Linked DNA regions of Homo sapiens: region 1 is linked to region 2. Evidence: chromatin loops called from intact Hi-C (ENCODE). Cell type or tissue: PC-3. All regions are shown on one strand. Each heading gives the region's core, and the rest is flanking DNA. Links, peaks and the distances in the headings are about the cores only. Region 1 holds the start of FILIP1L (filamin A interacting protein 1 like). Region 2 overlaps CMSS1 (cms1 ribosomal small subunit homolog).

What was found. A loop is a pair of places that touch in the nucleus more often than their neighbours do. Peaks named below come from ENCODE experiments on the same cell type or tissue, not always from the same donor. Only the 100,000 strongest peaks of a DNase experiment are listed, where the experiment ranks them.
Region 1: a loop joins it to region 2, with 7 times the contacts of the local background. A loop is called at or near these places in 3 of 110 quality-filtered maps.

Annotation. Positions count from the first base shown.
Region 1 is chr3:100,100,840-100,117,328 of GRCh38, forward strand. The region is part of intron 1 of CMSS1 (cms1 ribosomal small subunit homolog); the gene reads left to right. FILIP1L (filamin A interacting protein 1 like) reads right to left here and starts at 13,662. Exons shown (of 6, transcript NM_001387850.1): 1 at 13,214-13,662. In PC-3, for the core only: no CTCF peak of the experiment used is centred there; DNase peaks (open chromatin) are centred at 5,862 and 6,592; H3K4me3 peaks cover 325 bases; H3K27ac peaks cover 2,051 bases.
Region 2 is chr3:100,037,371-100,053,859 of GRCh38, forward strand. The region is part of intron 1 of CMSS1 (cms1 ribosomal small subunit homolog); the gene reads left to right. All of the region lies in intron 1 of FILIP1L (filamin A interacting protein 1 like), which reads right to left. It overlaps LOC105374010 (a long non-coding RNA gene), which reads left to right. Exons shown (of 5, transcript NR_189163.1): 5 at 2,405-4,023. Among named protein-coding and RNA genes, the nearest start is that of FILIP1L, 69 kb to the right of the region's middle. RefSeq lists an enhancer at 10,389-10,478. In PC-3, for the core only: no CTCF peak of the experiment used is centred there; a DNase peak (open chromatin) is centred at 10,241; H3K4me3 peaks cover 1,627 bases; H3K27ac peaks cover 2,433 bases.

The DNA.
Region 1 (16,489 bases), core at 5,497-7,996, 60 kb after region 2:
TTTGAAGAGAATTCTTTCAGGCAGTTCATGAGGAAGATCAGTTTTTCCTGATTCTTCCATTCCTGGTGGAGTGGTTGACCAAGATTTAGCTTCCTTGTGTGTTAGTGGTCAGTTTTTTAGCCCAGGTATATGGAGAACAGAGAAGAAAGTGTGTGATGACAGTGGCATCTCACTTGCATGCATGTAGGATAGCAGCCTTCAGATTTTGGAGTACCTTGACCACTTTTGTACCTGGGGGCCTCTGGAGCTGGGTGGTACATACTGGAATTCTCATTAGACTATGGTGAAAAGTAAACACATGTATTAGCCTCTCCTGAGTGGTAGTAACCAGTTACTTTCTGAGACAGCGTTATACTAAGACTGAGAAAGAATCCCAGGCACAGGTAATGTCCTACTTTCCTTTACTGAGGGACAGTTAATACTACAGCTAAAATGACAGCTCCCCACTGCCTATGAGGAGAGGGAGTGCATTGACTTCGTTGACTGAGGACACAGACCAGGACCAGAGACTTTTGTGGGAAGAAGCTTTGATATTTGGCGGGAGGAGCAGTCCAGCTTTGCAGGCAGGTAGCAGTGGCCTCAGGTAAAGTAGATCGGGTTAGAAGAAGCAAAGAAAAATGCAGAGAGGCAGCAACTGAAGAGACTCTCACAACCTTGCTTTCGGTGAAGTACTTCCATTGGAATTCTTGATTGTGGTGGAAATAAATATACCCTTCAAAGTAACACATGCACTCTCTGATCCAGTCCAACACAGGAGGGGTTGGGATGTTTTTTGTTTGTTTTTGTTTTTTTAATTATACTTTAAGTTTTAGGGTACATGTGCACAATGTGCAGGTTAGTTACATATGTATACATGTGCCATGTTGGTGTGCTGCACCCATTAACTCATCATTTAACATTAGGTGTATCTCCTAATGCTATCCCTCCCCGCTCCCCTCACCCCACAACAGGCCCCAGTGTGTGATGTTCCCCTTCCTGTGTCCATGTGTTCTCATTGTTCAATTCCCACCTACGAGTGAGAACATGCAGTGTTTGGTTTTTTGTCCTTGCGATAGTTTGCTGAGAATGATGGTTTCCAGCTTCATCCATGTCCCTACAAAGGACATGAACTCATCATTTTTTATGGCTGCATAGTATTCCATGGTGTATATGTGCCACATTTTCTTAATCCAGTCGATCATTGTTGGACATTTGGCTTGGTTCCAAGTCTTTGCTATTGTGAATAGTGCCACAATAAACATACGTGTGCATGTGTCTTTATAGCAGCAAGATTTATAATCCTTTGGGTATATACCCAGTAATGGGATTGCTGGGTCAAATGGTATTTCTAGTTCTAGATCCCTGAGGAATCACCACACCGACTTCCACAATGGTTGAACTAGTTTACAGTCCCATCAACAGTGTAAAAGTGTTCCTATTTCTCCACATCCTCTCCAGCACCTGTTGTTTCCTGACTTTTTAATGATCGCCATTCTAACTGGTATGAGATGGTATCTCATTGTGGTTTTGATTTGCATTTCTCGGGTGTTAAGAGGATAACTAAATATCCTTGGAAATGGGATAATAAGGAAAGAGAAGTGAAAGTAGCCTAAGATGTGCACAGAAGAAATTGGATCCTCATCAGCGTGATTTCTGCTTCTCCACAGGTGTGAGATCTCTCTTTTCTTCAAATTACTCCAGTATTTTATCTGTACGTCTCTTGTAACACTTTTTATATTCCATATTGTTTTATATTTTTTGTGTTTTTCCTACTTCCATTACTAAACTATTAATTCTTTGAAGGCAAGGACAATGCCAAGCTGCATTCTGTGTCCTCCGCCATGCTTTGCATTCAGTAGTTACTCCGTGTTTGACTAAATTCATGACCCCAGGGACACTGTGCTTCCTCTGGGTTTGTTCATTTACTTGGCTATGAAAGACAATAATTTGCAAAGCCAACTTTCTCCTTTTTCTGAGATCAGTGACTAAATTATATTAAAAGTATTTTGCAGTGCTATAAGTGTATAGGAGAGAGGTTTTCTGTTTAGGGAATGTTGCTAAGCCCTGTCATCAAAAATAACCTTTCCATCTACCACTAAGTTCTGCCAGAGCATAGCAGATTGGCAAGAGCAGTTGAAAGGAAAAAGCAATGTAATGCCCTCTGCTTATGGCACTACAGGTGCCAGTGGAGGAAAAAAGTGTGAGGTTGAGGCTTGGGAGACTAAGTGCTGTAAAAATGAAGCAGACCGACTGTGGGTACACAGATCTAGTCTTTGTGAAATACCTTCCCTGACTTTTGTATATTCCTGTTCACCCTGTGATTGTAGGCCAGGAGTCTTTAATAGGAAACTGGTGATTTGAAGTCTCCCCACATAAGCAGACCAAGCAGCTTTTTGAAAGAAGCCCACTCAGACCATGGAGAAGGCAGCAGCTCACAGTGGCAGCAAGAGCTATGAGACAGCAAGAGTCAGCCAGAAACACACATGCAGAACCCGAAGTCTTGAGCACAGCAGGAGGTTGGGCAAAGCTGCTCCATTCTGAAGGTTATTATGGCCCCACTGGGGGCTGCCACACAAGTACTGGCATGAAAGCAAACTAGTGTTGGGATAACTGTTTTAATATTTGCAAAATCCACTCTAGGTGTGAGCTCCTTTGTGTAACTGAAGATCTAGAGTCTTTAGGAGTTTATTCCTCAAAACTTGAATCAGGTTTTTTCTAGGCAAGTTGGAAGCACGGATTGGGCAGGTAACAACAACCATTCTTCATGTTGAGCAAAAAGGAGGTGTGGGCAGTTAAGAGCCAAAGTTGAGATGGAGGAGAGAATATTGGTTGCCAGCATTGCACTGTATTAGAAGCCATGGAATGGTCTCTTCCAGCAGCTATTACAAACTGCCCCCTGGGAAATTCAAACAAGAAAACCTTTGGGTTTCACTTCACTGGCCTTGCAATAAACATGTTTGTTCAAATAACAAATTGTTGCATTAAGATAAATCTGTCTGTGTTATCCTAAAGAAAAGAGTCTATGCCCTGTGTGTTGGCAGCATTATCAATGAACAGCTGATATTTATGTAAATATCAACCTTATTAATAAGAATCATGAGCACGGGTCTGCCAAGGTTCCTGACAGCTTGTTTAATCAGGCGCATTAACTCAGAGGTTTTCAGTTAGTAGAAGCGTCCTCTTACCTTATTTGCTTAAAGGCCCAGAGGCCATGTCACCAAATTGGGGCTTCTAGCCATCCACTGAGGAGAGGTGACTTTTCATTTCTCTGAAATGAAGCCAACTGCTCTCTGTGTGTGTTTGGATTGGAGAGCACAGGTTACAATGAGAGTGGCCCTCTCTCACCCCCACCCCCATTGCCAGTCATGCCAAGTTACAGGGTAGGGACTGCAAAGAAGCTTGCTCAGGCAAAGCATCTAGATGGACTGACTGGTAGGAGGCCCCTTTGTGGGATGGCTCACCCTGACCTCTGCCTGAAACTGGAATCAAGACCAAGATGACATAGCTGTGGTCACACAAAGCCCGTTAACTACATCAGTTGTCTTTGTTTATTCAATAACTCTGAGCTACACTTTTTTTTACACAAGAAATGTGACCCACACTTTGTTTGAGATACTCCAGAAAGATGTAGCAATGTGGTTACCATTTTATAAACTTTTAAATAAAACTGTTAGCAGTTCACAACTTTGTTTAAAGAACAATGGCTTGGAACATAGGCCTGTGTTCCCAAGACCCAGAGGACAGTGACCAAGGCAGAGAAGAACCGAGTACAGATCTGGCTGACCAAGGCCTGCTTTGCATGCCCAGGAATCTAAAAGTTAAGCTTGAGGGCCTTTTCCTGTTTTGCAGGAGTAGTAGCAGTGAATTTGACCCGATTGCTTTGGTGATTTGCACTGATGTTCTCAGCTTGTTAGCTTTCATCAAGAAAAACTTTCATCAAGAGAAACTCAGAAAAAACAGGGATGAAAAGAGTCACCCCTGTTATTTTCCCTTACCCCCAAAACTGGCTGAGAATCACCATTTACAGCTTAGCTAGCTCAATATCTAGCTATTGCCATCCTTGTTTCTTCACTTCCATGTTTTTCTACCTCTATAGTTTCTTCTGTCTGTAACAGCCAAAACCTCACCTATGCATTAACTCTAATCTTTCTGTAAAAGTATCTGCCTTTATTTAACTTTCTGCTCATGACATGATTTATGTATATAAGAATCTTCATTTACAGATTGTTTCTTTTACTATACTTAGGTGTAGCTATTGTTCTCTTAGCCTAGTCTTGGAAAGGGTGTTCACAAGTAAGCATTGTTTAAGTCTCATATACTTTCCTCTAACAGCATACAAACATTTATGCCTGTAAAGATTTTTCTGGCCTGTTGACAAGGCTGATTTAGTAGATAATGTATTCTCCTACCAGAGCTTAAAGTTGAAATAACATATAATTGAAGCTGACCATTAATACTGATTTGGGAGTGGCAATATTTAGTTTGTTAAGTACTCAGGAAAGACATGAGCAATAGGAATTTGGACTAGTAATATCTTTTTAGACACATATTTCTCACAACTCAGTTTGGCTCCCTGGAAGGCATTTCTTTTGAATCAACTGCAATTCGTATCTAACAATTTCATAGCTTACAAGTAAGACTGCTATTAAAATGTTAACTAATTCTGGGGCAAAAGGGACTTCCAGGAAGGTTCAGTAATCATTGAACAGGGTGGTTAAAGGGCTATAAGATTAACCGAAAACATAGCACTTCTCATATACCCTTTAAGCAGAATTGATAAGGTATTTCCTAGAGATTAATGACATTCTGAGTTAATAGGCTGAGGGAAGGTCATTAATTCTTACACAAAGGTGGTCTGGAAAGTAGAAATGAAAAACAACTGCTAGGTCAAGCTGATGCAATCCCAGGAGACATTTCAGAAGATCAGTTTCCTTTTTAGAAGCCCATGCTTCTTACTGTTGTCACTCTTCCTTCTCCAAATAGCATACCTCATACTCAGGCTTTTAACCTCCTGGGATGCAAGTAGTTTTTTGAAAGGAGTTGTAAGTTCTCTGTTTATCAAACAAAAACTTTTTTTTAATCAATGAGCTTTCTTTTCTCACTTCAAACTTAGAAACATCATCTTGGAAGTCATTCAATTCACATAGCTTCTCACCATCAGATGGTGTGGACAGAAAGTTGTGCCTGGGAGTCTAGAAGTCAAGACAGACAGATTATACCTCCTAGGGGTTTCAATTAAATAAAATATCCATATGTGCTGTGTATAGCATATGGAGAAAATATGATATTACTGTCAATGGTAGACTAGGATTGATGGAACAATCAGATACAGATACCACATAGTAAATCAGAAGAGGTTGACTTATCAAAAGGATGCAGCAACAAGTCAGTACAGCCAGGATACCATTATGAGCAGAGGTGCAAGCTTCCAGCTGTGGAATACTCTCCAGGGATTTACACTTGCAGATGATAATGTCAGACTGAAAGCTCAGTCCTCTTCCAGGCCAGCCTAGGCATGACTGATTCTACATGTAACCTAATCTGGATCTGTTCCAAGGACCCTCCCATCTAGCCAGATTTATTAATCTCAGGATTATGCAAGATATGGCCCCAGGGACAAGAAGGACTCCAGCAGAAATGAGGGTAATGGTGGCAGATGATCTGGAGCCACCCATCTGAAAACTGCACCCAGAAACCCCACTTTGACTCTTTACCCAAAGAAAGGTTGAGAGCTGGAGAATGATTTCTTAGTTGAAAAAGATCTGCCTTCATGTGTGGGTATCATTTTCTCTAACTGTGTTTCCCTGGTAAGGGCTGTAGGATCCAGAAGCATATGCATGCTCACCTGGCCTAAAGCATGTTGCTCACCTTCCTGCTGTAAATGTAAGCTTCCTTTTGAATGCTTTAGATGAGTTATACCCCATCTGATTCACTCAAATTGTGTCTAACTGGTGGTTGTACTACTCCTAACCTAATGCCCTGATCCCTGTAGTATGTTTTCATATGTCTGGAAAATTTAAGATGCCAGAGGTTATATTGTTGCTTTTTAAAAATATGCAGAAAGTTAATAAGATAACAGAAGTATGCTAAGGGAAACTCTGAGAAAAATATTTTCTGGTCAGTAGATGAAGGGAGCCCCATTACAGTGGTGACTGGCATTTTGCCACCAATGTGTGTCTGACCTAACTCTCAAAGAATAAATACTTATGGATTTTGTTACACAGCCAAGAGATATAAATTTGTAGCTACCAGTTCAAAATGCTTAGTGCTGCAGGTACAGGTGAAAATCTTTATATTCTTCCATACAGTTAAAAAAAAATCCTTGTTTTATATACAGATTAATTCCACTAGACCTAGCTGGACCTTTTGAGTTCTCTTTTCAACTGAAATTGCCTTTTAAAGATGAACTGTCCAGATGTAGATGGGAATATAATAATAGAATTCTATGCTGAAAAAACTAGGTTATTTAGGTCATGATTGCAGTTTTATGATGCCATCTGGGAAAATGACAAAGTGCATGTGGGTTTTAAGTAAACTAAAGTTTTTCTCCCTTCAGTAAGCATTATAGCCTCTTCTGACACTTTGTTGGTAGAATTTCTGAACACTTTGTTTACTTTGAGAGTGATGAATCCACGGGTGTGTCATGATTTGAATTGGAGCTTTCCTTCCGCACATTTGGCAGGTATTTAATGCTTCAGTACAGTCTTTCTGAAACTAACCTAACCACTAAACGATAGGCTAGTAAAACTTGCAGTCTTGTGAGTATAAATGCTGTCTTTTTAAATTAGGAAAGAACAAATAAAACCCTGTTGGAAATTCCTTGTTTTAAAAGGAGTAATTTAACGCTCTACTGTTAACATTCTCCCAAGGTAGTATTACATAAATAATTACTGCTAGACAGGAAGAGTCATTTCCCATTATGGAATAATTTTGCACTTTTAGAAATTTCATTGTCTCCTCAGAATCCTCTGGACTGTGAGGCCATAAACTAACACTTTTTTGATTATGGAATCTTCATTACATGATTTATATTTTATGGTAGAAGAGAGCAAGAGAATTAAAAAAAAAAAAAAAAAAGTTACTTGCTTAGGGCCAGAGAATCTCAGGGAAGGGAAAAGGATGTTTCTACCTTTCTAACATCGGTCAAGAAAATTTCTGGTTTACATTTAATAATCAATTTTCTGGGATTTTTCTTAATGCCAAAACCATGAAATGAGGCATTTTAAATTCATACCTGTCCGTGGATGTGTACTCTAGAGCACTGGTTCTTAACTTAGGGTCCCAAAGAAAATACATGATTCAAATGCTAGTTCCTTTTATTTATAGATGACATTTCTAGCCCATGGCTTCTTAATTCGGTCCAGGGAATCCAAAGTTTTGTGTCTGTGTGCAATCTAACTAGGTCTTGTAGCATTTTTCAGCCTTTCAGAAGGAACTGACCACGTTGTCAAGACTGATTATTTTTTATAGATCCAAGGTATAGCACCATAGTGGGAGTTTTCTATATTAATGATAATGATAATAACAGCCTCTCATTATTGAGCACTTATGTGTCACTAACTGTGCTTATTACTTACCAAGGCAGGTACAATTCTTATCTGCATTTTATGGCTGAGGAAACATGAGGCTTTAGAGGGTAACTTGTTGAGGAACACACTGAAATGGAATTAGAAGCCAGTGATGCCATCTGGGAAAATCTATGCCCTTAGACATTAAATGCATTGTGGTACATTCTGGTTTTGACTCTGATTTTGTTTGATATTCATGTATTCAATTCAAACAGTCCTCACTGTATTCTAGTGGTTGGGCATTGCCCTGTATCTAGATGCTACTGTGTTACAATTCCGAGATCAACATTGGATTACAGGACCCAAGACAGTGTCTGGCACTCGTTTGTTTGTTAGATAACTAAGTAAGCAAATGAACAAATGTATGCCCCTTCCAAACATGGCTTGGGTCTTCTTTTGTGGTACACCTCATGCTCAGCACAGCGTGTGGTTGTGGTGGCTGTTGTTTTTGACAAACAGTAGGCTTGCTATGTCTATCTGAATACTAAAATCAGATCATATTCCCTTGTAACTGTGTATCTGTCAGAAGCCAGCAGCTTCTGGCCAGTTTCGCAACATGGCATTTGGAAGGCAGGTACTTAGAGTTTATTGCGTAGTTTTTGGTCCCATGGCTTTTTCAATGCAGTTTGACAGTCGGTATTATACAAGAACAGAGTTGAGTTTTCTGGGTTCTACAGGATGATCGTTTTTAACTGTCTCTTAAAAAAAAAAAAAAGCATATTTCTCTGCCACTAACTTTCTCAGGCCTCAATTCTTCCGCTGTAAATCAAGGTGGTTGGACTCTATTAATCATTTTTTAAGGGTTCTTTTTCTTTTGTGTGTTTTAATATCCTAAAAAAAAATTTTTCAATGAAAATCTGCAAGAATTCCATACAACACCAAAGCAGGATACGCTGGTTGAAGTTTGAAGTGGGATTCTCTCAATATAGAGCCACACAATAAGGTATGCTTTACATATAGTAAAATTACCTCTTATATAACGTACAATTCTGAAAATTTTGACAAGCTCATGCAATCATGTAACCACCATTATAGTCAAGACATAAAGCAGTTCCATCACCCGAGATGTTCCTGCTCACCCTTTTGTAGTCAGTTCCTCCCCTCAGCGTCAGCTGTTGGCAACCACTGATGTGTTTTCTGTCCCTATAGTTTTTGGGGGTTTTTTCCCACAATGTTGTATAAATGAACTCATTCAGGATGCAGCTTTTTCAGTCTGGATTCTTTCAATTGGCATAATGCAATTGAGGTTCATGCATATTGTTGTGTGTTTCATTGGTATTGCTGAGTAATTCATAGTATTGATATACTATAGTTTGATTATTCATTTACCAATTGAAGGGGTTGTTTCCAGGTTTTGGCAATTATGAATGAAGCCACTGTAAATATTGTTACCTAACATTCTAAGGTTAATGATATATAAGTTAGCTGCTAAAGTAGATTAAAAAGCATCAAACTCAGGAATCATTGAAGGAAGAGATAGGCACTGCAATCTGCATCTGCAAATGTTTCTTTTATGACCCCCCCCCCCCAGCACCACCCCCCAGCCAAAGAATCCTTAGTAACTTCTGTACCCATACCCACCCTTCAAACTGTTGGCAACCATTTTTTTTCTTGTTCGAAGAAGAAAGATTAGGAGATGTCATCTGAAATAGAACCAGCCCGAAGATAAATCAAGTCACTAATACACCCCTGGTAGCTTTGGGAATATAATATTTTTACATTGATTGGAAGGAAATGCAATAATAAGTTTTAAAAATTTGAACTACTAACTGCACCTGCTTAGAATCTAAAACTGGAGGGGAAAACATAAGGTTAACCCCACATGCTCCCTGATCAAATGCAAAGGTTCTTAAAATAGCTTCATTTAGAGATGTTAGGGGCAGCTGAAACAAGGAGCTGGTGTCCCTAGTCACAACCTGTCAGTTTAATATCATGGCTCAGAAGCAGCTGCCTCTGTATTTTTTTGTTTCAGGGTCAGGAGCAGCAACTCTAAGGAGAAGCACAGAAGCAGCTTTATCCCGTTTGCTATCCTCCCCTGCATTCCAATTTCCTAGTCAAGTGATTGTCCCTGGATCCATCATGAAGATACCTGTCATCCATTTCAAGCCACAAATAGAGAAAAAAGTAGCTAAAAGCCTCCAAGGAATTACAACAAACTTTAAATACATGTACAGGAAATTCCAGGAAGAACGTAAAAAAAGAAATAAAGTCGTGTATTTGCTTGGTCATAGCTAATAATAGACAATACTAGCTATGTGGCTTAACTCTCAAAATCCATCAGAAAAACCTTCTCCATTCACTGCTCTGCTCAGCTCTGTATAGCTCTCCATTACCTGTGCTTACCATTTTTCCATATAGAGTATTTTTTCTTGTGAATTTTTCCTCTTACCCATGATAAACTGCTTCTTCACAACAGCCTACTTATGCTTGCACCAGAAGCAGGATCTGGACTGGGTAGAAAATTGTCTGATCTGATGTGACAATGTTTTATGTTGCTAGGCTGGTGGTACTAACCAGCAGTGTAAAATTCCATTTGTATTTTGCATGTAGGTGGATATACTAATATACTATACTGTTCCTGTCCTAAACAGTCACAAACTTTTTAAAATCTTATTACTCAGAATAATTTTTTATTTCATTACAATAATAGGAGTCAATTCAGAGCTTTACAGCCCAGTTCGCCATATTCTACTTCATCATTCCACCCAAAAAGAAGAAGAAAAAGGCAGTAGCTTATATCTCTTTTAGCAACTAAACTGAATTTTCAAGGGCCAGAAGGAAGAACTCTAGGGTAAGGACCTAGAAGGGCAATGGAGGCAGAAAGAGGATGGTAGGGGGAGGAGTGAAACTTTCCTCTACCTGCATGTTTTCCTGTTTGCTAATACCACTTTCAAACAATAGGTCAGGGCTATGAGTACTCATGTTGAAAATGCAGAATTTTTCTAGAACTTTATTTAAGAGATTACTCCATGAGGCTGTGCGTTAGAGAAAACATTAGCTGGGCTAGTCCCTTAAATATCTAAAACTTAGTTTATCTATCTGCTGAACAGGGAATGGTAATACCTGCCTTTCCTACTACATAGGGTCAAGTGCGTAATTGATATGCGAGTTTTATACACAATATAAAACACCTTGTAGGTATAAATGACATTGTTAATGCCATTATGAAAAGTCTCCTCAACCAAGATGAGAAGCACAGTAGGGCTGCTCTTTCAGTGTAGGCTCCAGTGATTGACCATCAGATTAAACAGAAAATCTTGAACTACTGTCAGATTTGAACCCTAGACTTCTAAGAGGCTATAATACAAATTTTCTTCTGTCTTAGACTTCCTGTCTGACCCAATTCTGAAGAACCAGATGGTATTAGTATGTAAAGTTTTTGTCTAACATCTATAGCTTGCACCAAAATGTCAACATCCCTCAAAGAAGGCTCAAGTATTTGCACTAAAATGTGTTTTCTAATTCAATTATTTGATGCTGAGATGGTATCTAAAATTGTCTCCATATCTATGTTGAACAACATGCACAATACACAGATTCAAATCACTAGTAATCAGACTCTCTGTGCAGATTCCTACACTCAGGGCATCTGGAGACCATGTTTGCCTCATTCACTGTTATAATCCCAATAACCAGCACGGGGCCTGGCACAGAGTAGGCATTCTAAAATAGTTGATGAATGAATGAACAAATGAGCAAACAAACTAAGCTATTACTATAAAAGTGTTCCCCTAATATAACTAAACAAACTTACTGTGTATTGCTGGTAGGCACTAGTTCTACTCTAAGGAAAATAAAAGCTACTAGCACTTTTTCTTTAAATGTTTTTTAATGTAACATATTAGAAAGGTGAAGCGGGTATTACATTGGTAATGAAAATTTTGCTTTAGGTTAGAACATAGAATAATATGGACTGTAATCAGAAGAAAAGAAGATAGAGCCCATTACATTTAGGTTTTTTGCATCCTTGGACCTGCCTGACTCTCGGCAAGTTGCAATGGCAGTCTCCTACAATAGCACTCTATTAAAGGCACCATCATTTCAATGGCACAATAAAATATCTTCATTTCCAGTGCCAGCGCCACTACCTAAGACCAAGTCTTGACTAAATTTATTACTTAAATTTATTGCTAATTTATTGCTTAAATAAAGCTTAAGCAAAAAAGACAATTACACATGAACTTTAATAGAAGGTAAACTCTAAAAATAAATTGTCACTCTTTAAATAATGAATGCTTTTCTTTGCTGCAGAACTTTTACAGAGTATCTTTGTATTGGTTAGTATAAGAATCCAAACCCCACATTGCTTTGGGAAATTACTGAGAAAATTCTCATCAGAGTAGTAGACCTTAATTACCCAGGTGGAAAGAGCCCATGAATATTATTGCTGCCTTTAGAAGTTTTTATTAACAAACAGCTCTTACAGTATTTATGCTGATTTTTAATTAAGCATAATGAGAGTTTCATAATAGTGTCAACTGATAAATGTAGAGAAATGTTTACTTGGAATATTTGGCTTTGGGAGATAGCAGATTGATAAATCAGAAAATGTCATCACAGGAAAAACAAGTTTAACTGTAGCTAAAGGAACATTGCTGTAATTGCAATGCATTCTCTCTAGTATTAACTACACCATGTTCTCCTTTATGCATATCTAATACACACGTGGAATATGGTAGTGTAGTTAAACAGTGTATGTGTTGCACCTCTTCTATTCCTTCCTGAGATGTGAACAGATAATGAATAAAGAAAGATATGTAATCATTAATTGGTATGGAAAGAAAAAAGAATAACTGAATATGTCACAACCATTTTAACTGAACACATATCTCTCTTCAGTGGAGCGCCTATATACAAAACTGTGCAGCCACCCTAAACATTGAATAATCCTCCCATTGAGGAGTACAGTGAGCAGAATTTTCTGTGATATCATTTGGCAGCAGCCTAGCATCATTTCCCATTTATATCCAGATGTGATGTGCCCATGGATATCCAGTCATCTTCTGTGGGGTGTTACAGAACAAGTTCTTGATAGGTATCTCCCAAGACCTGCCAAAAACCTTATCTCAGAAACCTGCTTCTGTTCTCTGGCTCTCATTCATTAAATCTTAACATCAACAGAAGGTAAACAAACAAAAGAAAAAAGATACAATATAGTTGCCATTTGAAAATGTTAGTTTCTTCCATTAATCTTTCCATGAAAAGAGAATTCCTCCTCTGCAATTTAACCTATTCAGTATAATTCTCCATTTTCAACACATTGTGATGATTTTGACACTGTATATTGATCATTCACATCAGCTTACAAAATCAAGCTATTAAGAAGGAAAGCCATTTATCCAAACATACTTTTTCTTTAATTTTTGACTATCCATCTTACTCTTAACAGGATAACAATTTAAAGTTTCATTTTGGTTTTCTTTCATGTGTATCACTATAGTAAAACTTACCTACTGTCAGGATAGTTCCTCTATTTTGCAAGCAACTCTTAGTCATTTTAGCCTAAAAGTCATCATCTGTCATAAGCTCTTAATCATACTACGTTCCCTTGCATAATATTCACAAGATCCTACTTTTGGAGAGTGGTGTTGGCCGCTCCTAGCTGGTGAATAACACAGAAACATCCCAAAGCCTCTTCTCAGCAAGGATGGGGACACTTAGCTTACCGTGCAGGTACCGTGCAGGTGTTGATCACACCTGGTAATTCCTTCTTCTCATCCCCACCAAAATCCAACAGTGGAATCCAGGACCAACAACAACGTTTTCTTCTTCTCTTTTTGGACACCCTCTCAGTTTTTGTTTTGTAGGCTTGAAAGCCACCGAGAGTTTGCAACCAGGGGCCAGTGATAGCTCTGCAAAGGAGAGGCAGTGGGGAGCCCAACAACAAGTAGGCCCAAACACTAAATATTGCCCTCTTCCCTCTCCGGGCAGTGTCCTTCATGCTCTGAAGACAGGCAGCCTTACCAAAACTCTTACCCCACAGCTTGCCAGTCTCTGTGGAAGAAAGGTTCTAACTGGACTGGGCTGCAGGATGAGGTGACCCAAAAGCCAGGAACCATCTGCGCAGAGCAGACAAGTAGAGGCAGGCACAGGCTCCGTGAGCACGTCTGTGTGTGTGTGTGTGTGTCTGTGTATGTGTGTTTGCATGCCTGTGCCCAGCAGCTGCTCTCCAGATTAGAAGACACCACTCTTTGGCCAGCAACTCTGAAACACCCTCTTAGGTAATTTTAAATTCATGTGCACATCTTGGCTGAGAGTAGAAACTTCCCAAGCACAACCTGGGTCCCATTCTTTGCTGTGTTGCTACCCCAGATATATTGTGAACCACAGACAGCAGTGCTAGCACCTTAGGAACAGATGCCCAGATGGACATTAAATTGCACCTCATTTTGTACCCTGCAGCCATGAGCTGATGTAAGCCTTGTTTGTGATTTAAGTAACAAGGGCATGACCCCTTCTTTGACACCCATAACCCAAGGCACTGTAAACATTCGCTATTATTAACGCTGTGTTGGACTCAAACTTGAATGCCTGCCTGTTCCATTTAGTGTCACAGGAGACACGAGGGCAAAGTGCTGAGGAAACTCTAGAGCAACATCGGAATGCATGGTGGTATGTTTATTATTATTATTTGACATTTTGTTTTATATTATTCAAGTGTTAAGAAAACCTTCATACTTAGGATTGCTAAAATTTGAAGCATCTAATTTTCTTTAAGTAGGATCACTTGTTCAGATTGAGGGGTTGGATAGAAGGGAGGAGTTTGTTCATTTATTCAACAAATATATATTTCAGCATCCATTATGTATCAGATCACTTACCAGACATGCCTACCACCTGCCCAGTGCTCAAGTCATGCATTATCTAATTTAATCCTCACAGCAGCCCTTTAAATTAGTCCTACTCCTGGTGATCTAATGAGAAAACCAAAGATCAGAATAATTTAATAACTTCCTAGGATCTCACAGATGATAGATATAAGACTGAGGATTCAAAATTGAATCTGAGTTACTCCAAAGCCCATGCTCTTTATTTTTAATTTTTAACATCAAAATAATTTCAGACTTATAGAAAAAATACAGGAATAATAAAGAATTTCCATATGCTCTTCACTAAGGTTCTCCAATGTTTAACATTTTACCACTGGTTGTATTCTCCCTCTCTTTCTCTTTCTCTCTCTCTCTCTCTGTCTCTCTCTCTCTCTCTCTCTCTCTCTCTCTCTCTCTCTCTCTCTCTCTCTCTGTCTCTCTCTCTCATCCTCCTTTCCACCCGTGAGTTTATTTTGGTGTGTGTATATTTTTTTCTGAATTAATTTATATACTTTAGTGTGATTATCTTAAAAATGTAAGTATACTCTTCTACATAACCACAGTATAACAATTAAATTCAGTAAATCAACTTTACTTTCTAATCCATAGATCCCATTCAACTTTTCACCAAATGTCTCAATAATATCCTTTATAGAAAAAAAATGGTTTTTTAGTCCACGATTATGTGTTGCATTTAGTTGCCTTGTCTCTACGTTCCTTCAATCTTGAACAGTTCTGTAATCTTCCTTTTTTATATGTGACCTTCACATTTTTGAAGAGTACGTTTTGTAGAATGTTCCTTAGTTTAGATTTGTGTGATGTTTCCTCATTGTGAGATTGAAATTGTGTATTTTTATGGCAGGAATACTACAGAAACAATGCTGTATTCTTCTTAATCATATCAGGAGTCACATAAACGGAGTTAGTCTTGTAACCAAACCCACTTGCTTAAGGTGGTATCTGTTAGATTTACTGTAAAATTATGGTTTTTCCTTTTGCAGTTAATAAATATTTTGTGGGGAGATACTTGGAGACTAGGTAAACATATTGCTCTTAAATAAACTTTCTTAGAGTGAAGAAGAGCATTCCCTTCTCCTCACTTATTTTTGTGTTTATTTATATCAACATGAGCTCATAAATTGCTGTTTTATTGAATGAGTTATAAATCACTAATATCATTATTTATTTTAATGCTCAAATGATCTCAGATGTGGTCCTCATGTTTTTCTGAGTACTTTCTTACCTTCTGGCACAAGAAAATGTTCCATAAGCATCTTGTACTTTCTGTGCCCAACTCTGGAATTAGCCATATCTTCAAGAAGACCTCCATCCATTATGGAAAATGGTATTTAGAAACCAAGATCTGGGGATTGCGTGAGCTCATTGCTTCCAGGCCCTTTCAGGTAATAGGCTAGGAAACACAAACACACACGCGCGCCTATATCTGTTGCTCTGTCTATTTATATTAAAGACTATGAGATCACACTGATAGCTGCATTTCCAATCTAACACCATAGACATAATCTGGCTTTTAACCCTTTCCATATTTGTAACTCCTTTCCCCAACAGTGAGGATAAGGTGGTTTCTGTTATCCTCAGAATACTTATGTATTTGCTCATTGCCCCTGTGGGTAAGGGCCCCTTTGGCCCTTAGTCTTTTTGGCCCCATCATCCCTGATTTCTCAAGGAAAAGGAAAGGAAGTAGTCAAAATTTTTTAAATAAAAAAGAAGGAAATGATGAGAATAAGAGTTTCATGTTCTTTCTATACCATAAAGTATCTGTATCTTCATGGCAAGGTAGGTATTAGAAATCATCATGCAATCTCTGTGAAGGTGTGAAGATGTCATGGAAACAAAAGTTTATAAAGACTGAGGGAAGAGTTCAATTATTTATTCACATAAATAAATAATTGCCATGTGTCAGGCACACTGTGAAAGATAGACGTAGCCCTTGCCCTTGTGAACCTATAATCTAGTGGATTATTTTTATTATAGTTGCTATTTATTATGTCACACTTTGGCAACACTACATTAAGTACATTGAGCACTTTATTTATGTTATTTGATTTTAATTCAGACAGAAACCCTATGGGAGAAATAGTCTTTTTTTCCAACTTTACAAAAAACGGAACT
Region 2 (16,489 bases), core at 9,070-11,569:
AAGATTTTTTGTAGTATTCTTGCAAATTTTAAGTTTGAAGTTATTTTAAAATTTAACAAAAGATTAAAACAAAGCAAACAGACACACACACACACACGCACATTGTTATCTTCACTTTAAATAAAGCCAGCGCAACATATAGAAATCTGAAAATCATACCCTAAGATAAACTGAGGAATACAAAATTTTTGTCTCCCAACAAAGTTGCTACAGAAATCCTTTTAGCAATCTTTATGTTCAAATCATAAAATGTATAAATAACATAGAAATAGTGTCCCATATCCCCTTCTGTAAATTGAGGCACACCTACATTTGTTTTAGCTCTGTCCTGATAAGTTTCTCTATGCATCTTGCTTGCTTTGGGAAGCTCATTGCATAAAGCTGTGTATAAGTGAATGTTTAAATGTTTTTGAGGAAAATGACAGTGATGATAACTTGACCTCCAGTACAGATTAAGACCTTTAAAAAACTAAAGCTCTACTAATTTCTTCCTCACAATTACCTGAGTAGCTTTACAGCCACACTAACTGGCTCTGAATCGCTTAGGTTTTCCTTTTTAATCGCTTTTCTTTTTTTTTTTTTTTTTGGGGGGGGAGGGAACAGAGTCTCAAATCTCGCTCTGTCGCCCAGGTGGAGTGCAGTGGCACAATCTCGGCTCACTGCAACCTCTGCCTCCTGGGTTCAAGCAATTCTCCTTGCCTCAGCCTCCCGAGTAGCTGGGATTACAGGCACCTGCCACCATGTCCAGCTAATTTTTGTATTTTTAGTAGAGACAGAGTTTCACCATACTGGCCAGGCTGGTCTTGAACTCCTGACTTCAGGTGATCCAGCTGCCCTGGCCTCCCAAAGTGCTGTGATTACAGGCGTGAGCCACCACGCCCGGCCTCTCTTTTCTTCTCATTAAAATATAACTCTTACAGAAATAATAAGAAAAGTAATGAAGTAATGAGTCTATTATTTTGAGCCCATCCAAAAAAAATTGCTTAACTGGCAACAGATAGAAAAATAAGATATTGAATTATCCAAAAGCTGATTAGCCAAATTATTTCTTTTTTCACCATTTTTTTGCTTATAGAGAATTCGAGTAGGGAGCGGAAACAGGCAATACTACTCAGTCAGTTGTAGTTTCTTATTGACTGTTCGGTTTAATTTCAAAATTAACAAACATTGTAATTGCAAAAGATTGGAAATAACCTAAATGTACTTTTGTAGGGACTGGAAGTAAATAGGATTATTCATTTATCCAATACTATGCTTCCATAACAAAAACTGGAAAGCTATTTATGGGTTTTGTTTGTTTCTTTCTTTTTAAAGGACACGATCTCAGTCCATGTCCTACATAGTAGCCTCAAACTCCTGGGCTCAAGCGATCCTCCCACCTCAGCCTCCCAAGTAGCTGAGATTACAGGTGCCAAGCCACGGTGCCCAGCTGCTCCTTATGTACTGATACAGCAGGATCTCCCAGATGTATTGTTAAGTCCAAAAGGCACAGTACAGAACATATTGTCTATATCGTATGCTACCTTTTGCATGTAATAAAAAGAAGAAAGAATGAACGTACATGTTTGTCTGCATATGTATAAAACGTCTTTGAAAAATGCACACACAATATTGCTTGCCTAAGGAAATAAGAATTTTGTGTTGGGAGACAATAATTTTGCATTAATTCAGCAATAACAGATGTTGGAAAAACTCCTAAATTTAATGCTTATAAAAAGAATAGGAAATTATGCTTTCACCAGTGTTGTATTGGTATTGAAATTATCATCATCTAATAATAGTTCATCAAACACAGAGACATTCCCAGACCTTTCACTGTAGTGGTGAAAACCATTATGCATTTTATCTAATTCAGTTAGTCTGCTTTACTTATTAACTTGACCTCAAAAAACTGAGCAACCTTTTCTAAGTGTTCTTGATCACAGTAGTACAGCCTATGAAGTACATAAGAAGTACAGCCAAGACTCACCTGCTACAGGAATATCAAAGAGCAGATGAAATATAATCTATGATTATATTTCACAGTATGTAGTATAAAGATTTCACAGTATAAAGATTTCAGTGGAGTTCTACAAAAATACCAACTTGGTTTAATACTTAATGGAAAGGAAAACAGTAAAATTTATTTCAAATTAGATAGTGTAAGATTCAGTCTTATAATATGCGGGATACCAGGAGTACCTTGGAAAAGCCAGATACCAAATAAGATCTAGGAAATTTTTAGGAATCCAGAAGAATCTAGAAAAGCATTGTCCCTAGAGTTGATATTTCAGTATATCACCAAGTAATTTTTCATCCAAGATCTCAGTGCTTCCCTTAAATTAGATATTAAATGGCATGTGGTAATTCCCCCCAGTGGTTTTCTTCACAGTTAACGACTTTCTTCTTTTTTTTTTTTTTTGAGATGGAGTCTTGTTCTGTTGCCCAGGCTGGAGTGCAGTGGCATGATCTCGGCTCACTGCAACCTCCACCTCCCAGGTTCACACCATTCTCCTGCCTCAGCCTCCCGAGTAGCTGGGACTACAGACGCCCGCCACCATGCCCGGCTAATTTTTTGTATTTTTAGTAGAGATGGGGTTTCACTGTGTTAGCCAGGATGGTCTCGATCTCTTGACCTCATCATCCGCCCACCTTGGCCTTCCAAAATGCTGGGATTACAGGCATGAGCCACCGTGCCTGGCCTCATAGTTAACAACTTTCTTGATCTATCTACCTGCATTTTATAATTGGATACATGAATCAATCCAAGCTGTCTGAATATTTTTTTTTCTTCCTGCACCCACAAAAGCCAGTGAGAAGTAGGAACCTAAGACAATCTCTGGAACAGGTAACCATCTCTTACCACTTACAACATAAGATTAAACAAAGAGTTCTCTCTTGTGGCTTATTTGCATATTTCATTTGCATAATTCTCATCTAACTCCCTCTTTTAAAAAAAGTATTAATTATTCAAATAAATACTATTTATCCAGGCCATAAACAGTATATTAAAGTTCTCTCCCCGAGAATCATTTGTATAGTTCCAGATAATAGCATTCCATTTTAATATAGATGAGTACACAGATGTGACCGTGGTTTTAGAAACAGTTTAGGTAGCATCAAGAAACATCTGCACATTTTCCCAGCAGCCTGAGTAACTAGTAGTGATTTGTACAGACTTCTCTGCATCTGCTTTTTCCCCCCTTCCTTTTTTCAGCACATCTAGATGATTAATAGACTGAACAGGCCCTTATATATGCATTCTGACAGCCTTTAGGACGGTCTTGGTTGACAATACACACATAAGCCAGTGTTGTTATCATGAAACACTTCATTTGAATGACTATTACAGGCTGAACAGGATGTCCTATGCCAAGAGGTTGTGACATTTTGAGAGGGTGGTGCTGGGAGCCATGTGGGACTCTTTTCCCATCACAGCCAAGTTGACATTTTCTCAGGTTGTAGGATCATTAGGGCTGCAAAGGGAGAAACTTTGTCAGTGGCTGGGTAGATGTCCCTTGAGCCTGGATTATGCATTTGAAAAAATGGTTTCTTTGCCTTAGGGAAGAGAGTCTCATTTTAAAAAGAAAAAGGTTTTTATAACGAGTTCATGTATTCCACTATGAATTTTGCTGAAAAATCTGTCCTGAAGTATGTCTTTGCTGCCAAATCCCACGCTTTACAGTTAACCAAAGTTGACTCTGTATGACCTGTTACATTTTCCTTAGACAGTTGGATGTGATCACAGAAGGGTGACTGCCAAAGTTTTATTTCAGCTCAGATATAGCTAAATGCAAGAAATCACTTCCTGACACCTTTCTTCTGCCTGCCCCACCCTAAATCACCATTTTTCAAACAAGCTATGGAATCTACAAAATGGCCTACCTGTGTTCCAAGTTAATTTTGAGAATGGCTTTTTATGGCTGGTTTGTAATCTCTTTAGAAAAGCAAAATTATGATGGAAACTCTATGACATCCTAAGCTGTAAGCACTTGAAGATGAATGTAACTTCAGGTCTGTGAAGCTAAATATTTACCTTCCACATGATTTACTGCGTCTTTGTTCCTTTCCACACTGAGCTTTTTCTTTATGTGCATCCCTTCATCTCCAAGCTACTTTTTAGTAGCCCTGTTATATCAGTGTTTTGTGATGTTACAAAAAAGCAAAGAATGTGAGGTCAAATTTTCCATTACACACTTCAACAGGAATGCCAGGGAACTTAGCCAAACTAAGGCTACAAAAAAAATAAAAATAAAAATTACAGGAAAGATGATTCATTAATCAACAATTGCCTTACCAAGAAAATAGAATTACTTGTATGTATTTGGTTTGGGGAAGGGGGATAAGTGCAGATATCCTGGCTATGAGTGAAATGGAGGTATTTTATGTCTATGTAGCATGGTTTTAGACCTACCAGAGATCTTTTAAACAGTAAAATTCAGGAGAAAGGATAACTCATGTTGTGCCTTGATTTATCTCACCTTTTTCTTCTTTCAACATGAAAGTATATCACATGCTGACCCCAACTACAATTTGATTTAAAAAAATAATGACAGCTGAAAACTAGGATAGAAAGGCACAGGCTGCACCTCAGGAACAGTGAGAACAGGGACCATTGCCATTCCTTCCTCTTTCTTCAGCTATATGATCTGAGTCCCTTTTTATTTCATATATGCCCCCTTCTGCTCCCCTTTCTCTTTATTTTGCCATAAGCTCTGGATCGTAATCCATCCCTAAAACATTGTCATATTAATAGAAATTCTGGAATTTGACCTTTAAATGTAGTCATTATTACATATTAAAGGATCTACAAAGGGCAAAAATTGTGGCAGTAGATGAAAACAATAGCCACTGAAATTTTTTAAAGCCCACAAGCTTGTAAGATTCCTCTTAAACAAACAGAATGATCCAGTCACAGAGCTTAGTGCTGTAAATGTCAATATAAACTTGATTTTTTTTTGTATTCTAATAAGAAGACCAGCCAGTAACAAAAAAACATTGGCTCTGTGACCAGCCAATACCAGATACAGTGAAATCTGTTATCTGATGTTTCGTCAGCTAGCCTGTGAGCACCATCATGTAATAAAATTCTCTAAACTGTGATTCACGGTGCTACAAGATCTTTGTGCACCTTTTGACTAATCAGAGACAAATCATATCAGGCTCTTGTATTATTTTATTACCAAGTGTATTTTATTTTAATTCTTTGGAAATTGGTAATCCATGTATGGTTCAGACATTGTTAACCAGAGTACATAATTAGAACAATTCCAACCATGCCAGATGATACTGTATTTACTGAAGAATTTTATTGCCTTTTATGGAGAACATGAGGGAGGAATAGAGAACAGGTTTTTTTTCTTTTCTTTTGCCACATAGCTGATAACCCAGTTGCTATAACCATTTCTTCCACACAAAGGGACAACAACATGAGAAATACACGTTTTAAAGTTCCTAACAATCGAGTACTTCTTACGGGAAGCTGGGACAGTTCAAGAAAAAAATGGATTGAAGGAGAGGAATAGAGCCAAAGTTCCCAGACCTTGACAACTAGGGCAAATGTAACAAGTCCACATTCATCATGGAAAAATGTAAAGTCCTACATGTTTGTGGAAGAAAATGACTGCATTCGCAGAACAAGAGGGATAAAGGGCTAACATAGCCTGTGCTGGTCACAGCCTTCTTTGCTCATCTCTCTTTACCTCAATGTGAAGATCAGTGACAGACCCCCTGAGCAGGGAATGTTTTTTGAATTATAATGATGGAGACAAGTATCCTGTGTCTCAAATTGACAAGAAGTACTCCCCAGTCCTCAAAGCTCAGAGAGGCTTTCTTCAGGCATATCCAGTATTTCATTCTTTACTGTGTTGTGCCTTATCTGCTCTCTGTACATACAAGTAAGGAAAAGAGAAAATATATGCAGAAAATCATGTCCAGTAAGTTTTATTCCCCTTTGAAAGATTATATTTTGTCTTTTGAAAGTCTCTCTGTCTCTGTTCTTTTCAGCTATATTAAATATTTGTTTCCTTCGTTCTTGAATCTCATTTTCTTGAGGCTTATAGCAGCTCAGCAGTCTCTAAGGTCTCTTTTCCCTCATCCATACTCTCACTTCTCTATTTTTGACTACTTTTGCAGGCCAGTAGGTATTTATTATGTCTCATTTGCTGTGGGAGACAGGCTCCACCCCATCCTACCATACTCCCAGACTTTATTCCTTTTAACCATCTAACTAGCCATCCATTTGAGTCAGTTAGGACATGGAGACTTGAGAAATTTACATCCCTGGAAGGTGATTATGATATGTTGAATTTATTTTTTAAAACTTTTTTTACAAAATGACAAAAAATTGTGTATATTTAGGGGATACAATGTGATATTTTAATCTCTGTATACATTATAGAAAGAATCAATCAAGCTAGTTAACATATCCATCACCTCACCAACTTATTTTATTGTGACAAGAACATTAAAAATCTATCCTTTTAGCAATTTTGAAATATGCAGTATGTTATTTTGAATAACTGTAGTCATTATGCAGTGCAATAGAGATCAGCTTTTTAGATTCTACATAGAAATGAGATCATACATACTTGTCTTTCTGTGCCTAGCTTATTTCACTTAGCATGATGTCCTCCAGTTCCATCCACGTTGTTGGAAGGACAGAATTTCCTTCTGTTTGAAGGCTAGCTAGTAGTTCATTGGGTGTATATACCATATTTCTATGACAAACTCTGTCCTGCTTTGCAAGATTTTAAAAGGGAATGTGCTTTAGAACAAGACACATTGAGATTTGGGTTCAAATCCTGTGACCTTGAGCCAGTTACTTGCCTCGTTTATTCATTTAACAAATTTTGATTGAGCGTCTTCTATGTGCCAGGCATTGTGATGGGCACAAGCGATGCAGTTGTTTACAAGATTGACATGGTCTTTGCCCTAATGAAGTTTATATTCTAGTTAGGGAAACCAGTGAAAAATAAATATTTAAATAAGTATTTACATCATAGTATAAAGAAGTAACACAGGGGTAATCTGTCAAGGGGGGCAGTGAAAACTATTTTTGAAACAATAGGTAAGCTGAGGCTCAAAGAATGAGTAGGAGTTAGCCAAACAGAGTATACAAGAGCATCACAGGCTAAAGGACAGCTTGCTCCAAGAACCCAAGTCAGGAAGGAACTTGAGACAAAAGAGGAACTGAAAAAAGTCAAGCTAGACTAGAGCCCAGTGAAAGAGAGGGAAGTAGAAAGATACAGAGGTAGTGAAGCCAGATTATACAGGGCCTTATAGGCACTGGCAAGAATCTTGGTCTTTTCTAAGAGCAATGAGTAACCATTGAAAGATTTTTTTAATGAGGTAAAAACTTGATTTGTATTTAAATCACTCTGATTATTGTACCTCATCACACAGTAGATGAGAGAAGGAAACCAATGTGAAAAAGGCTGGTGCCATTTTTCAGGTGAGAGATGATGGTGGCAGTCAATGGAGTGGTTAATGGCTCCAAAACAGATTTAGGAGGTAGAGCTGACAGGACTAGTGGCTCTCTGCTTTGGTGACATTGCAGAATAGTAGTGTCTCTGATGACTTCCATTTTTCTGATATGAGGTGCTGTTTCCTGAAGTTAAGAACATTTAGAGGAGAGTCTAGCCTGGGCGTAGAGAGGACTAGATCCTAAGCTCAGTTTGGAACATGTTTGATCTGAGATGCTTGTGATATATCCAAGGGGAGATGGTATGCAGGTAATTGTAAAAACAGATCTGGCGCTCACAAGAGATGTAGGCTAGAAATATAAATTGGATAACAGTTTATAGATTATATTTAAAGCTGCGAATATGACCTCTCGAAGCCTTAGTTGTTGCATCTATAACTTGGAAGTAATGATCTAGCTGTGCAAAGAGGTTGAAAGGGATGCGTACAGCACATAGCACAGTATCTAGCTCATAGTAAGCACTCAATATATGGTAATTGCCATTATTACTATGTCTAGGAAAATCTCACAGCCTTATTCTCTGAGTTAGCACTAATTGACAAAGAGGAGAGTGGAAAAGAGTGAATAAAGGAATGAACATAAATCTGTGAAAATATGTGTATAAAATCGAGATAAAACCATTAGCTTTCATTGTGCTGCTGTGTTAGAATTTTTTTTTTGTAATTTTTAATTCCCAGGCATCCCTCCTCTCGCAAACACCTCCTATAATTCTCCCCCTGAAAAATCAGGGGACTTCATTTATCTTAAATGGGACATTTGGACCCAAATGATTTCTGAGGCTGCCCCCAGGTTCTTCATCTTGGTGGGTTCTCATTATTGCTGCTGCAGTGACTGATTGATTTGTTGAGAAATATCTGTCTAAATATTCTTCTGGTAACATTATTTTTAGGAAGGCAAAGCCTTTACATTTCCAGACGGCAGCTTTGCTGTGAATGTGGGGAAACCACAGAAAGCTGTAACACATTGCACATGTCAGCAAGGCCTTCTGGGCTTCTTGGCATTCCTAATGATGATAATGATCCCACTTGGTGGAGTCTGACCCTCCCTGCAGCTGGTGTCCTTTCTGCGCAGGGATGAGGTCACTGGGGAAGGGGGAGGAGGCGGAGCTGGGGTGGATGAGAGAAGGGAAGGGGAAGAAGCTGTCACATCTGCATTCTTGGTGGAAAAATGGAAACATGTTTGCCACATGCTTGCTTTGTTTGTTTATTTTTTAAGGAAAGGGTATGGAGAGGCAAGAGAATAGTGAGGAATTGTAACATGATGACTGCTTGGTTTTCCCCCAAGGCTTCACAGCTAAATAGCTGTATTCTCAATAACAGGCTCATCAAATTTCCCAGGGCACTGATAACTCTATGAATCTAATCCTGAATACTTGAAACTGATCAGGGCCAGGATATTCCAGCGTTTGGATCCAGTAACTTCTTTAGAGTTGTGAAAATTCCTAATTCTAGATAGTCCACTCCTCCTTATGCCTCAGACATGTCTTAAAAAGGGAAATTCAGAATTTGCAGAATTATTTTTATATTTGGCAATGTAGTTAAAAGTATCAGGTTGTTCACCTATTTCTCAAAGTTGTCACTGAAAGTAAACAACCTTTTTTTTTTTTTAAGTTTACTAGTAGTAGCCTAACTGGTAGATCATAGTTTTATCTCTAGAGCTTGTTGTATATACAGAGATTATAAATCTAGAATTCCCCAACTCCCCCCAGGATTTGGGATTGTTGTTACAATTGGTTGTTGTTGATGTTTTTGTGAGGAGAGAGGTTAGCAAAAGAGGGGTCCTGTTGTCATTACAGGGAATGACCTGGCCTGGGCAAAATCACAACCAACCACTTGGCCATCTCAGCTCCAGGTAATAGAAATAAGTCAGCGCTGACAGAAGTGAGAAAAATACTCAAAATGCTCTCAAGATGGTTTTGAACCCTTCAAACCTGATAAGGCCAGGTCTGATTAGCCTTTGTATCTTCAATACCTCAGCCAGGGCCTAATAGATAGTAAGTGCTCAGTGAGTGGTGAGTGGCCAAGTAACCCAGTTTTCCTATTTTCCATGGTTCAGGACTACTGTTGGTAGGCAGAACAAATGACCATGAGTAATTAGGTAGAGGGAAAAAATATTTCCTCCTAAATCATGGAGAAAGAGGCTGTTATTTAAGTAAATATAATAATTGACTATCAACAGTGCTCCCGACTTGAGTTTTCAAGATAAAATGTAAAGGGTATTGTCCTCAGGTTTTGAAGGTCCAAAACTGCTAAATGTTTAGCCATTGAAGTTTTCTAACCTAAATTTCCTTGTTGGTAAAATGGGTATAATACTTTCTCTGCCTACCTTTCTAGGGTTATTTTCAGGATTAAATGCTTTTAAGGAAGTGAAACTAGTAAAAACTATCGGAGGGAAGTGTTGTTATTTTCTTCTTTTGAGAACAATATATCTTTAAACATTTTTAGAAGAAAAAAAGGTTTTGAATTCCTTGAAGAAAAGGTGCTTCCAAAGCATATTTATTGATGCTATTATTGTAAATCCCTCTTTAAGCTTCATGCATTTAAAAATTAATGACAACTCTCCTCTTCCTTTCTGGAAAGCTTTTATGACTTAACTCCAAATTCTATGTGTTTAAAAAAACTAAAGTATCATGTCCTCCTTAAAGAATACCATTATTATTCATAACCTCTGAAACCAGCGAGGGTCATAAAGCTACTGACTGCGAATGATTAAGTGGCCACAAATAAAACACTGGTATTACCACATGTAAATTCTTTCCCTGCAGTTTATGCCTCCGCAAACAGTGATTCAACTGCAGGTGTCTGTCAAGAGACAGTAGAGTTTTGTCCTTCTGGAAGCCTCACTGTATGTGAAGTCAAGAAACAATGCCCCTGCCACTGTCTAGCTATAGCCTCAATCAAATCATTTCACCTCTCTTAGCCTCTGCTTCCTCTTTTAACTGACAGGGCATTCAGTGGCTGTGCGTCTGGGCCTCACTGCTCTCCCCAGAAGGCATTTGAAAAAAAAAAGGAAGGCATTTTTGGTTGTCAAAATGACAGGGTGGGCGAAAAATGATAGGATGGAGGTAGCTTCTGGCACTTAGTAGGCAAATTTTCTATGGTGAGTTGAGCAGACTCATGAAAGAACGAATTGTCCCTCCTATAGTGTAAATATACCCTCCTAAGAAACACTGGGCCATAGCTTGTGAAAGTGAAAGGGTTTAAATTAGTAGTAAGGGACTGTCCCAGGCAAGCTGGCATATAGGGGCCAAACAGCCACAATCCAAGTCCACTTGTGCTTGCATTGTCTTCCTGCATTCTGGCCCTGTTTGCCCCACAAATGACCAGGTCCCAAGCTCTGCTGAACAGCCCTCAGGGAAGGGGACAGATAGGTCCAGACCAAATCCTTCCACTGTCTTTATTTTACTAGGAAAACTAGCAATAGACTTAAAGTTAACTCACTTGTTTATCCCTTAATTTGGTTATGCTTTAGTCCCAGAGGCCCCTCATTTCTCCCCTTTCCAGACCTTCAGAGCCTTCGGCACTGCCAGCCCTCAAGTATGGCAGCTGCTTGAAGCATTTGCTTGGGGTGAGTTGGGGAAAGAGGAGGAAGAGTAGAGCCAGCTCTTCCCTGCAGCTGTGGCTAACCGAGGCAAGCTGTGACACGGAGCTCACTCCATCTCAGTCAGAGCCCACCCTGAAGCCATATCTGTGGGTGCAAAGTTATTGTGACACAACCCACCACACAGTGTCAGGGGAGAAACTGAGCATGGTAATTGAGGTGCCAGGTGATTCTTGCACCACTTTTTTGGACTGCCATTTAGAGAGGGAAAATAAAAGCCAAATCAGGAATCATTTCCACTCTGTTAACATCTCACTAAAGGAAGCAATCAAGTCCAGGTGGGTTTTATGTTTCTCAGCCCCTGTACATGGACAAAGACTGGGATTCCAGATTTTCCTAACTAGCCCTAGGTTTTTCTCCTAGGACATTTTCTTTCTGCTTCTAAAATTGTATTTTACTCTTTAAAAAAAAATCTGTTGTGCAGAATTATATAAGGTTGATATGATGGCCTAGACTGATTGCTTAAATATGGACTTGGACAGTTATGGAAAAGCACTTTTGTTTGTGTCATGGAATTAAAGTTACCACACACACAATTGTCTATTTTCAAACCTAATGGATTACATCTTATATGAATAAAAGAGTATAGCAAACAAAAGGGCATAAAATTTTTATGCCAGAAACAAAGTCGATGTCTGAATTTAACTGGAAAAAAACTGTAGAAATTTGTGTCTGACAATTGCAAACAGTTCTCTTTCCTTGTTTTTTCTTTTACCTTCTCTCCTTACTATTTGAAGTTATACCTTTGGGAACACATATCTTCTCTACATTATAGAAACGTGGCAATAAATCATGGTAACAAATAAACTGTTCTCTTGTTTCATTTATCATCTGTTTTTGAGGTTTGAGCATACTCAACAAAGATTAGAGGTTAGACTATTGCTCTTCTAGCTTGTTATGAAACCCTAGGGTCTTACCGAACTTACCAAAGTCGATGAAGGATTAATTTGGGGAGAGCTTTTTAAAAAATCACTCAGCATTATAAGGGAGGTTAATATGGCACTAGAGTGTCATATTTTTAAGAGGGAGTCTTCTTTTTATTGATTGATCTATTTATACCTCACTTCCAAAACATATGCAGTACAGAAAATTAAAATAATTCATTGAGGGAATAAAAGTGATTAGAATATAAAGCCAGAGATAATAGTGAGAAACAGAAATAAGTTGACCCTTGAACAACATGGTTTTGAACTCTGTCGACTTCTGCCATTCCTGAGACAGCAAGAGCAACCCTTCTTCCTCCTCCTTCTCAGCCTACTTGAAGAATAATGAATAGTAAATATATTTTCTTAACAAATAGTAAATGTACTTTCTCTTCCTTATGATTGTCTTCTAACATTTTCTTTTCTCTAGCTCACTTTATTGTAAGACTACTGTTTATAATATATATACAACATACAAAATACTTGTTAATTGACTTTTTATTTTATCAATAAGGCTTCTGGTCAACAGTAAGCTACTAGTAGTTAAGTTTGGGGGGAGTCAAAAGTTATATGCGATTTTCAACTGCACAGAGGGTCAGTGACCCTAACTTCTGAGTTGTTCAAAGGACCATATACTGTGTGGTTCTTTACGGTTATTAGAAGTTAATCACTATTTAGCTCTAAGCTTCCTAGTGGCCTAAGTGAAAAGGAACATGCTTTTTTAATCACACAGACTCACCTGTGGAATGAATCTATTAAGGGCATCATGGGGTAGTGTTCGGGGGCAAATTTTTAAAATTTGTTTATTTACCAGCATTTCTGGTAGATCAGTTTCATAGATCAATAAATAAAAAGAAGAATCCTTCTTAAAAATATGACACTGTGGTGCTGTATTAACCTCCCTTATAACTCTGAGTGATTTTTAAATGTGCCCTCTAATGAGTCAGGAACTTACACAGAGAGGGAGTTTGGGCAATATCAGAGAAAGCCATATCTTTTTTAGATTTATGTGAAATGCTCAGTATGAAAATTTTAAATCTCTTAAAATTGATTATAAAATGTTTTAATGCTAAAATAGAATGCTTATCTGATTATGGTAAGATCCAAATTAGATCATAGTCATTTTCTGTTTTTTTAGAGGCATCTCTGTAAATTCCCACAATTTGTTTGTTTATTTGTTTATTTGTTTGTTTTGAGACAGAGTCTCGCTCTATTGCCCAGGCTGGAGTGCAGTGGTACAATCTCTGCTCACTGCAACCTCCATCTCCCAGGTTCAAGCGATTCTCCTGCCTCAGCCTCCAAGTAGCTGGGATTACAGGTGTGCGCCACCTTGCCTGGCTAATTTTGTATTTTTAGTACAGATGGGGTTTCACCATGTTGGCCAGGCTGGTCTCGAACTCCTGACCTCAGGTGATCCACCCACCTTGACCTCCCAAAGTGCTGGGATTACAGGCATGAACCACCGCACCCAGCCTCCCCCAGGTTTTGTTAAATTAGCGGCTTTAACTTTGGAAGATAACTCTGTGAGACACATTCTTTGGGAGCATGGAAGTGGCTCCTTGTGGAAGAGTCTTCAAGAATTTGATCCAAAAGTCAGCTCTATAATGCCCTCTACCAAACTATTTTCACATGTTTTAGGTAGCAGTTTCTTCTTGCAAACAATCTTATACCCACCTTCAATAGAGAAATCACATAAAAGTGATATTTTATTAGTATAAATTTATTTTTAAACCATCATTTGAATAATATATACTTATTATAAAGACAGTTGTTAAGATCAGTGAAACCCTTTCCATAAGTCAGAAATTTAAATGGATCACAATTCTTCTCTGTGAGTCCAGCTTCTTATTTTTTCCGATATTCTGTTTTGTTACAGGTTTTTAAAACTCATTTGGACACCCACCTCAATATATGCTGTGCAATTAGAATAATCCAGAAGACTGAAAGAGTAGTAAATAATTTTATTTCAAAATTTAATAATATAAACCAATGGCTTATATTTCTTTTTATATATATATATTTTAAGTTTTAGGGTACATGTGCACAATGTGCAGGTTAGTTACATATGTATACATGTGCCATGTTGGTGTGCTGCACTCATTAACTCGTCATTTAACATTAGGTATATCTCCTAATGCTAACCCTCCCCCCTCCCCCCACCCCACAACAGGCCCCGGTGTGTGATGTTCCCCTTCCTATGTCCATGTGTTCTCATTGTTCATTTCCCACCTATGAGTGAGAACATGCAGTGTTTGGTTTTTTGTCCTTGCGATAGTTTGCTGAGAATGATGGTTTTCAGCTTCATCCATGTCCCTACAAAGGACATGAACTCATCCTTTTTATGGCTGCATAGTATTCCATGGTGTACATGTGCCACATTTTCTTAATCTAGTCGATCATTGTTGGACATTTGGCTTGGTTCCAAGTCTTTGCTATTGTGAATAGTGCCAATGGCTTATATTTCTAAAAACAAACATTTTATTATATATATTTTTTATAGTATAAGTATATAATTTAATGTAATATATTTTATATGTCATATATTTATTAATATGTGTTATTAAAATATATGTTTATAATATGAAGTATATTATATAAAATATTTTATGTATTTATACATAAATATAAATGTGATAAATATAAAATATTTCAAGCAAGAAACACATGCAATTTACCAACTCACCCTTAAATGATCTATATTATTATGTCATATGTGTTATTTGTCACATGTTATTTAGGCTACTAATGGGCATAATTTGTGATCTGAGAGTTCAGTTCCTTTAGAACTGACTAGGACCCCATGATGCACACTTATAATAGGCAAATGAGTTCAAGCTTTTCTTGACATGTAATTGACTATGGCATATGTGGGCTATACTAATACACTCCATTGGAGTTTTGCATGAGCAGACATGGCACAGTCCAGAAACGAATAAAAAACTAATGCAGAGCAATAACCTTCTTATTGAATGGCACATTTATGAGAGATTCACTTCTCTGCACCAAAATTCCAGGGGGAACTTTTGTTCCAAGGTCTGAGGGGTAGTAGTGGTGGTGATGGTAGTGGTGTATCCGTGTGCATGTCCTATTAGAACTGAGTGCACCCAGTTGGAGGATGGGTCTTATGGCACCATTTGTGTTATTATTGTGGTTTTATTAACTGAACCTCTAAGTGAAACTGATGAAGTCTGTCCTCCATTTTCTTGGGCATACATTAGCAATTCAATGCTAGTATAGGAAAGAGGGCCTGAGACATGAAGATAGCTCAGGAGCAAGTATTAACACTGAGAATCCATGGGTAAGTTAATGCAATGTTTCTTTCTATAACCACATTTTAAGATAAGTATATTCTAAAATTTTACAAAGGCAAGGTGGAAGGTACCTTCCCCAACCTCATGTAAACCAGTTGTTTGAGTATATACTGTATAAGGTAAACTTTCTGGATATGATACAAGATAAAGTTATAAATAAATTCATATTTGATCTTGTTTTTAAATATGTAAATATCCTTAAGTGCCTTGTTATTATTTTCTAGGATTTGTTTTTTCACAGGAATTTTTAAAACCTGTAATATATAATTTCCCCTAAATAAGATGAAATTTAGTTCATCCCTGGGATAAATGCTCTGTATATCACCTGTGGAGTTGTTCGCCTGCTCTCCCTTTGGTTACCAGTCATTATTTCTTATTTCTATTCTCTCCTGAAACAAGGGTGCTCCTTGTTGACAGTATGCTTCCTGTGCCTTTATCTCTTAAACCCTATATATTGCTCCAATTTGGGGCATAGTTGTAAGTCATTGTATAATTCACCATAGCAAGCCTTCTGCCCCAGAAGTGTCTTGAAAAGACACAGTTTCCTAGGACTGCCATAACAGATTACCACAAATTGGGTGATTTATAATAACAAGAATATATACTCTCACAGTTCTAGAGGCTAGAAGTTTGAAATCAAAGTGTCAGCAGGGCTATGCTTCCTTCAAAGGCCGTAGGGAAGAATACTTTCTTGCTTTTTGTAGCTTCTGGTGCTTGCCAACAGTCCTTGGCATTCCTTGGCTTGTGGCAGCATAACTCCCAAATCTGCCGCTGTCTTTACATAGTTGTCTTCCCTCGTTGTGTCTGTATCCAAATTTCTGTCTTCTCATGAGGACACCAGTCACTGGATTGGGGCCTACCCTAATCCAGTTTGACCTCATCTTAACTTGATTACGTCAGCAAACACCCTATTTCCAAATATAGTCACATTCACAGGTTTTGCTAGGTGCATAAATTTGGGGGAGTGGGGAGAATGGGTATTCAACCTGGTACAGCCAGTAAGAATCTTACTACATTCTCTCATTTCTCTGAGCATTTAGGGGTCTACACTTGAGCATTCTGTTTGTTTTCACTGTGTTATCTTTCTTACCTGGAAATCTATCCAAAGCCACAGAAACCCTAACTAATCAATTCTTTAGTGACTGCCACAACACATGCTGAGTCTGTATTATTTTATAAAACTGCCCCCTGGG